2 separate regions of the Homo sapiens genome follow, and region 2 is linked to region 1. Evidence: read pairs that join two places in POLR2A ChIA-PET (ENCODE). Cell type or tissue: MCF 10A. All regions are shown on one strand. Links, peaks and the distances in the headings refer to the core of each region. The heading gives the core; the rest is flanking DNA.

The links. Peaks named below come from ENCODE experiments on the same cell type or tissue, not always from the same donor. Only the 100,000 strongest peaks of a DNase experiment are listed, where the experiment ranks them.
Region 2: POLR2A ChIA-PET joins it to region 1 with 5 read pairs; 5 of 35 experiments call an interaction of 5 or more read pairs at or near these places.

What each region holds. Positions count from the first base shown.
Region 1 is chr18:49,848,191-49,852,583 of GRCh38, forward strand. MYO5B (myosin VB) reads right to left here. Exons shown (of 40, transcript NM_001080467.3): 32 at 1,377-1,470. It overlaps SNHG22 (small nucleolar RNA host gene 22), which reads left to right. Exons shown (of 4, transcript NR_117096.1): 4 at 1,447-2,869. Among named protein-coding and RNA genes, the nearest start is that of SNHG22, 36 kb to the left of the region's middle. RefSeq lists enhancers at 931-2,130, 1,223-1,734. In MCF 10A, for the core only: no CTCF peak of the experiment used is centred there; a DNase peak (open chromatin) is centred at 1,721.
Region 2 is chr18:49,480,723-49,485,115 of GRCh38, forward strand. C18orf32 (chromosome 18 open reading frame 32) reads right to left here. Exons shown (of 3, transcript NM_001035005.4): 2 at 2,862-3,049; 3 at 1-1,688. The coding sequence starts at 3,026. The coding sequence ends at 1,623. RPL17-C18orf32 (RPL17-C18orf32 readthrough) reads right to left here. Exons shown (of 7, transcript NM_001199356.2): 6 at 2,862-3,049; 7 at 456-1,688. The coding sequence ends at 2,870. Among named protein-coding and RNA genes, the nearest start is that of C18orf32, 4.3 kb to the right of the region's middle. In MCF 10A, for the core only: no CTCF peak of the experiment used is centred there; no DNase peak of the experiment used is centred there.

The DNA.
Region 1 (4,393 bases), core at 135-4,134:
AACACTATGACACAGCTCAGTCAGGCACCAAGCCAGGAGTGTGTGATGTGGGTGCTGGTGGTGATGGGCTGGAAGGACCCCACGGAGGAGGTGGGATGAAGGGTGGGTGCTGATGATGTGGGTGCTGATGGTGGTGGGGCTGGAAGGACCCCACAGAAGAGGTGGGATGAAGGGCGGGTGGGACTCTTACATCCAGGTTCAAAGGAGCTGATCCACTGGGAAAGGACCAATGGAAGAGGACCAGGACGAGTGACACCCAGGGAAGGGTGCTCCATGAACTCCTAGTGGCTGAAGGGAGGCTCTGAGTGGAGGTGGGGGAGAGTGTGAGAGGATGAAGGCTGGCAGACTAGGGCTGGGATTTCATTCTGCAGGCAATAAGGCAAAGGCAAAGGCCAGACAGTGCTGTGAAAAAACAGGACTGGGAAGCTACTAAGCAATCTGGGAACAGGGGACAAGAACTGGACACAAGGGTAGGGGCAGACACAGAGAAACATCAGAAAAGAGGGAGTGATAGGTCTTTAGGAGTAAGCAAAGCTTGAAGCCAAGAGACTAGGAGAATGAGAAACTGGAGGAATAGCAAATCCAAAGTTGGTGGGCACATGGGCAGATATGAAGAGAAGTGTCCCCCTGGATAGAGATCACAGACATCCCTGCCCTCTAAGACCTTCCAGTCTAGAGGAGCAGGAGATTAAACAGGTAAAATGACAACTGTGATCAGGGTTGTGCCCAACACACAAGTGGGGTCAGGACTGTCTAAGACGAGACTCAAGCCCTGAGCATGTGGCTCCTGAGCTGAGGGTGGAAGGATGTGGAGGGGTATCCAAGCAGTGAGGGGCTGAAAGAGGGTTCCAAGCAGGGTGACATATGTAAAGAGTGACACAGTGAGATTTGCAGCAGGGAGTCAGAGGGAGAGAACATTCTAGGTCTTTCTGGAAGAGTGATTTAAATCTCTACCTGAAGATCCCAGATTGGAAGTTTAATCCTGACACTCAATAGCATGGAGTGAGGACCTTGGGGTTTAGGTCTTTGTGTTACACAGCATTCTTTCACATCAATCTTGCCTCCCAACTTCAAGCCGTTTGAGGGCAGGGACCACCAGGTCACCTCTGGGTTCCCCATTCCTCTAGCCCTGCAGAGCCTTGCTCAGAGTAAGCACCCAAACTGGCTGAATTCAAGTGTCTTTTGTCCATATTCTGGCAACTGCAGATGGGTAAGCTCATGGGATCCAACTTCTATCGCCTGGCTGGACTGGGCAGAGCCACCAAGAAATCAGTGATGTAGGAAGAATGTGCAGAGGGCAGGCAGACAGCTCACACCCACAGGCGTGGCCAAGTATACCTGTGATTCACAAAACACACTCACTCACACCCCCCTACCTTCTAGGTCCTGGGCTTTCTTCATGTAAATCTTCAGTTGCTTTTTGAGCTTCCTCTCATTCTTTTCCAGCTTTTCTACCAGTTCTTTAAGGTCCTGGAAGCAGAGGAAGCAGTGTGAGAACAGACATCAGCCCGGCCTGGGATGGTGGGGGTAAAATCCTGCTTGCAGTTGGAGGTGACCAGTGCGGCCCATGGGCAGCCGTCAGAAATGCGCCAGTCAGGGACGCTGCCAGGAGAGCTGCTCTTCACAGGCTGTTGCCACCTGCTCTGGAACTCAGGAAGTGGGAGATGATGAGTCAGAGTCCATTCTCTCAAGGCAAGACTCCTCCCAGGTCAGGCTCTCTGGCGCCTTGCTGAATCCCAAGCCTCCCCAAGCCAAGCCTCCTCCGGTTGCCATGCCAACCCCCCAGGAGACACACTCAGCCTAGGAGTCCCAGGGTGGGGCGGGCAGCGCCCTGGGAAGGAACGGACAGGTGTGAGAATGCAGGGGGCAGGGAGGTTGGAAGAGCAAGTGGGCAAGTGAGATTATCCAGGGCCCAGCGGCAAAACAGGACACTGGTGTGGCCCCAGACCCTAGCAGCTGTTGCCACTGGAAGCCCATCAGCCCACTGAGACCTAGAACAGCAAGCCGCTGAGGGAGGAGTTTGCTGTCATTAATGTCACCTCCATCCCAGCTGAGCAGTGGTCCTCTGTGGCCAGGGACACAAAGAGGAGAAGAGGAGCCCTGCTCCATCCACCACTAGAGCCGGCTTCGGTGACTAGAGAGTGACAGGAAGACAGAAGCGAGTATTCCATGGTGGAGCCTCTACAAACACATTGGGTGACAACTTTTTAAGATCAGCCTGTTGACAGGAGTTGGCCCAGTCCCAGGGATGTGGCCATCCCAAGCTACACACCTAGTTATAGATGTTGTTAGGAACTTTATTCATCTTGATAAAGAAGCAAATCTTTAAAAATACTTCTTAAATTGAGAGGCATCTAAAAACCCAGCTTAAATGACAGGAGAGGCGGCAGACCGTAAAACCTTATTCAGTGACCTAAGAGTGGCCTCTGCGTGAGAGGCCAGTTGGTAGAAAGGACCCAGGTGTCTAGAGAAAATTGAGCCAGGAATCTCTGTGGCTACCGAAGGTCTCCTGTGAACCCTGAGTTCTACTCAGACTCCGTCTCCCCTGTTAGGTGCCTTGCCAAGCAGCACCAAAGCATGTGATTCCCTGGCTCCCCAGCTCCGCTGCACTGCCACCCCTGCCTCGTGTTCATATAACCCTGTCCAGATCCAACCCCACTGAATCCTCGGCTACAACTCTGACTCTTGCAAAGGATTAACCAACTCTTGGGGCCACAAGACTTGGCCAGCCCAGTGAATGGGGAGCCCAGGGCTGCTCCAGACTGGATCGGGACCAGGACGCTGGTACTATGACCACCATCAGTCCGAAGCTCCTCTGTACAATATTATCAAATCCACAAGATAAAGCATTTCTTATGTCTTTTCCACCATTACTTTGAAAACCTTCACTACACCCTGGGAGGACAGGCAATAAATGCTCTAATGCCTATTTGCAGCATCTTATACACCAGATGCTTCAAGAAGGAAAGATTAATCCAGGCCAGGCTTTGACGCCTGTCTTTGAGAGCTCTGACATCTCAGTCATCTTCTCAGGAAAGCCCAGAAAATCCAATACCCCTCCCGAAATGCTCAAGCAGAGGTGATTGTAAGATCCATGTCACTAACGGTGGCTTTGTGCTAAGACATGCCTGGGTGTCTAACCCCCAACCCCCTACAAATCCCAGAAGGCTGAATTCTTAATGTGCTAAGGGGAATTATATAGAGCTATGCTTCCCAAACTTTGTAGGGGTATTGGAACCACCTGGGAATCTTTAAAGCTTGAAATCAACAAATTTAGAACAAATAAAGGGAACATAGTGCTGGCCACAGTGGTTGTAAACTTGTGGAGACACGAAGGCCCAAAGTCCTAAAGCCTAAAATTACAAAAGCTTACAGAATAATGAATTCAATTCATAAGGAATCTTGGAAATGAAAAATGAGCACATCTGAAGATGGCGCTAAACTTTTCAAGTTGCTACCAGGAGGGACAATCACATCCTCCCCTCTACACAGACCCCTTTCCCCACCACTCCAGCCTCAAGCCATTTCCCCTGACTTCCCTTACACTCCCTGTGAGACTGCCAAGCACCTTGTGCTGTGGTTACTTGTGTATACACTGTCTCCTCTCTGCCTGAGGTCAGTGCTTCACCAGCTGGCACACGGTAGGCAGGAATGCTTGCTAAGTAGGTGAATATACATCACCAACAGCCCCTGGAACCTGCTGCAGCTGGCTCTCCTTAGGGGTCCTAGCCTCTGTCTGGGCAAATGAGGAGGACCACGTTCTGGAAGGAGTCTCTCAGCAGGCTGCAAACTGGAGCCCTCCTCCTCCTCCTCCTCCTTGCCCGGCCAGCAGCACAGGCCCCTACTCATGACCCAGTGTCACCACCCCAGCAGAGGGGCCCACTGCACTGTTTTCTTTTGCTCTCTTAAGGTAGGACTCCTAAGGTAGGACTGACTACCCACCTCTTTCCAGTCACTAACTCTCCTAAGTGTGGCCTTGGCAACCTTGTGTTGGTGTGCCGTGAGCTAACGCAGTACCTGCATGGTGCACAGCCCTCTTTATAGGGTGATTGTTCACTGCACTACTTGGTCAATGGCCCTCCAGGGAACATAGGCCACCAAATGCATTTCCTAGGCTGCCTCCTCTACCTGGCAGAAGCTGGCCAGGTAGGTTTCTTTAACATGGTGCATTTCTTTTCATAAAGCCACCAGGTAACACACGTATATGCAACAGAAAGTGACTTGCAGACAAAGAGAGGGAGAGAGAGGGAGGGAGGGAAGATCATGTGTATGTAAGTGCTATTCAGCTGTGAGTCTGGGACCCCACTTTTCCTCTTGGGATCAAGTGAACTGGCCACCCAACCACAGATGATCTGGTTATAAAGTGAAATGACAGCCATGGCCGGACTCCTGG
Region 2 (4,393 bases), core at 73-4,072, 370 kb before region 1:
ATCATGCTGCTGCACTCCAGCTTGAGTGACAGAGTGAGACCCTGTCTCAAAAACATAAATAAATAAAAATGATGTGCATATTTAAGAACAAATTAATTTTCAAAAAGTTGCTAGAAGGTTACACACAAAATCAACTGGGGCGGACTCTGGATGCACTGCCTATGAATTAGCCTTGCTCCACAAGGAGCAGCACTGTTCAGGAAAAGACTACTGTCTAACAAAAACAAACCATACAACAACAACAACAAAAAAACAATTGGTTACCTCTGTGGAGCTGGAATAAGGGAATGAGAGTTGAGAAAAAACATTCGCTTTTCATTTAGGATCCTCTTGCATTGTTGTACTGTAAATATCTGTTATTTTTATAATAGTATTTATACCTTAAAAAAGTTTATTTGCTAATGAGAATTTATCTTATCCCTCAGGTGGCTTTGGACAGAAAAGCTGAGACCTGCTGATTTACATGATTTATATCAAATAAAGCCCAAGGTAAATCAGTGACTTGACCAGCCACAGAACTTAATAGAGCCTGAGTTAGGACCCAGACTTCATTAGGGACCCAAGGGCAGGAGTTCCTTTTAATCTTTCCCAGCTTCAGAGTGAATACAAAAAATATATAAGGATGCATCTCATCATCTTTGAATATTTATAGGTCCCTACACTGAATTTTCAAAGCCCAAGATAAAAATCACATAGCGGCCCAGGTCCAGACCCAGGCCCAGCCAGCCATATGAGTGAGCCCAGAACAGCAAAGAACTGCCCAGTCGAGTCACTGCTGCTGAAAACCACTAAATTTTGGAGTGTCTTGTTACGCAACAATAGTAATTGTTGTCCCACCACTACACAGATGCCATCACAACATCCAAATTCTGCCTTCTGACGTGGTGAAAAATTTCCCTTTTGAATATTTCAATAGACTTTAAAAGAAAATGAACTACCAGTTAAACTGAATGTTTAATACATTTGTAGGAACAGAAGAAATGCAGTAAGGATTAAAATTTTATAATTAGACATTAATGTAACAGATGTTTCATTTTTCAAAGAAGTTTCCCCCTTTTCCCTATCTTTTTTTAATCTTCCTTAGAGCAATAAATAGTAATTACTATATTTGTGGACAAGCTGCTCCACTGTGTTGGACAGTAATTATTAAATCTTTATGTTTCACATCATTATTACCTCCCAAAATTCTACCTTCATTTCCCTGCACAGTTTCACTGGACTGTTTCACAACAAAATTGTACTCCACTCAAATTAGAAGAGCCCAAAGAAATTAGAGCAAACAGCAAATTCATATGAATTAGAGAACCAAAGATTTTAAAGTGCTGATTTAGTAACATAATGTCTACTGGCACAAACCTTCTATTTAATCATATTATTCAAACAGCAATAACAGAAATGAAAGCTACATTAACGAAAAAGGAACTTAGGAATGAGGTCATTAAATATAACTAACTACATTTTAAATACGGATATCATATATTTCCTGATTAGTATCAGGTAAATATCTAGACTCCTATCCTGAATTCCGGTCTCAGATAAAAAGGTCAGAGACAATTACAAGGAAGATGCTTCATATTATCAGGTCCATTTTTTAAATGATGGGGTCCTTTAGGAAAATTTCTTTAGTCTTTCTTTTTATCACAGATTTCTGTTGGTCCTTTTGTTGGTAATCCATTCATGTCTGCACCCTAAAATGAAAAAACATTTTAGAAATTATCATAACAAGCCGGGTGCGGTGGCTTATGCCTGTAATCCCAGCACTTTGGGAGGCTGAGGCAGGCAGATCACGAGGTCAGAAGATCGAGACCATCCTGGCTGACATGGTGAAACCCCGTCCCTACTAAAAATACAAAAATTAGCTGGGTATGGTAGCATGTGCCTATAATCCCAGCTACTCAGGAGGCTGAGGCAGGAGAATCGTTTGAACCTGGGAGACGGAAGTTGTGGTGAGCCAAGATTATGCCACTGCACTCTAGCCTGGTGACAAAGCGAGACTTCATCACAAAAACAAAAACAAAAAAAAAAAAAGAAAGAAATTATTACAACAAAAAGATATTAAGAGACATTCTGTCTCTCTCTTTTTTTTTTTTTTTGAGATGGAGTTTCATTCTTGTCACCCAGGCTGGAGTGCAATGATGTGATCTCGGCTCACTGAAACCTCTGCCACCCAGGTTCAAGCAATTCTCCCACCTCAGCCTCCTGAGTAGCTGAGATTACAGGTGCCCACCACCGCGCCTCACTAATTTTGGTATTTTTAGTAGAAACAGGATTTCACCATGTTGGTCAGGCTGGTCTCAAACTCCTGACCTCAGGTGATCAACCCATCTTGACCTCCCCAAGTGCTGGGATTACAGGCGTGAGCTACCGCGCCCAGCTCAAGAAACATTCTCTTTAAAAACAGACAAGCTCCAGAGTGAAAACATTTTGCTTCCAGAAACGGGCCGGATGGCTAAATTAGTGCAGCTGAGTACAAAGCTGAATCTAAAAAAGCACCAATTCTAAAGACAACAGAGTTGTCCACTCATTTTTAAAAAAATTGTTTTTTTTTTAAATCTCTATGATCCTTCTAATTAAATCTCTTATCAAAGTCATCAATCAGTGAAACTGGTTTGTATCAGCATAATCTCTCCTCATCCATTAGCTATTTACCATTGCACTTACCAGTCAGAAAATATGGTTATCATTTTGGCCAAAGGACAAATGCATTAATCAGAGGCCTACTTTAAAACTTTAATTTAAGCCAAATGTTACACAAACTATTGAAGCTTCTGGTTCTAAAACTTGTCCTTCCAAAATCTAGTGTTTCACCCAAGTACCACCCCCTTTCACTGCTCTTATTCAAGGCATGTGAATGTTCTTACCTTAAAGTTTACTTTGCCTTTGTTTGTATCATTGGATTCTTGTATTGCTTTCTTAGGCCATATACGACTAACGAAGGGGGAAACCAGAGGGTATATATATGGCTCCAGGAATTTTTTGTAGATCCAGAGCAGAACTGGAATGACGATACAAGGAATGCACACCATTTTCCCAAGCTTGAGCTCCTCAACTGTTGATATATGTGAAGAAAAAAATTAGTTCATCACAGATTAGTAACTGAAAGAATTTACCAAGATTAAGATATCTGAAAGGGGATAGATGTGGTGGCTCACGCCTGTAATCCCAGCACTTTGGGAGGCAAGAGGATAGCTTGAGCCCAGGAGTTTGAAACCAACTTGCACAACAAAGTGAGACCTTGTCTCTACAAGATCAAAAAATTAGCTGGGCATGGTGGCATACTCCTGTGGTCCCAGCTACATAAGTGGCTGGGACAAGAGGATCACTAGAGCCCAGGAGGTTGAGGCTGCAGTGAGCCGTGTTCATGCCACTGCTCTCCAGCCTGGATGACACAGAGACACTTTGTCTCAAAAAAAGAAAAAAAAAAAATATATATATATATATATATACACACACACACACACACACACACACACACACACGAAAGGACTATTTCTACAGTGTAGGAAAAACTTAAAACATACTATTATATTTGCTAAAAAAAAAAGACTTTATTAAATAAAAAGCTGCTATCTACAAGGTAAAGAAATAGGCCAGGTGCAGTGGCTCATGGCTGTAATCCCAGCACTTTGGGAGGCCAAGGCGGGTGGATCATGAGGTGAGGAGTTCGAGACCAGCCTGGCCAACATGGTGAAACCCTGTCTCTACTAAAAATACAAAAATCAGCGGGGTGTTGTGGCATGCGCCTGTAATCCCAGCTACTCGGAAGGCTGAGGCAGAATTGCTTGAACCCAGGAGGCAGAGGCTGCAGTGAGCCGAGATCCCACCACTGCACTCCAGCCTAGGTGACAGAGCAAGACTCCATCTCAAAATAAAGAAATAATAGGTGGTAGGCATGAATAATAATGAGGTGCCTGCTTCCAAACTTCCAGTCACTGCTCCTTAATCATGAATTTGATTATAAAGGAAAAACAACAACATTTGGTAGGTGCTAGACAGTTTACATATAACAACTCATTTAATCCTCAATCAGTGAGGTTGGGTACCCTTGCTACTATGTCTATTTAGAGTTTAAAAAATGAGCCGGGTGTGGTGGCTCACACCTGTAATCCCAGCACTTTGGGAGGCCAAGGCGGGCAGATCACCTGAGGTCAGGAGTTCGAGACCAGCCTAACCAACATGGTGAAACCCCGTCTCTACTAAAAACACAAAATTAGCCAGCCATGGTGGAGCAGGCCTGTAATCCCAGCTACTCGGGAGGCTGAGGGGGAAGAATTGCTTGAACCCGGGAGGTAGAGGTTGCGGTGAGCCAAGATCATGCCACTGCATTCCAGCCTGGGTGACAGAGCAAAACTCCGTCTCAAAAAAAAGATTTCTTATTTTCAAAATACTGCAA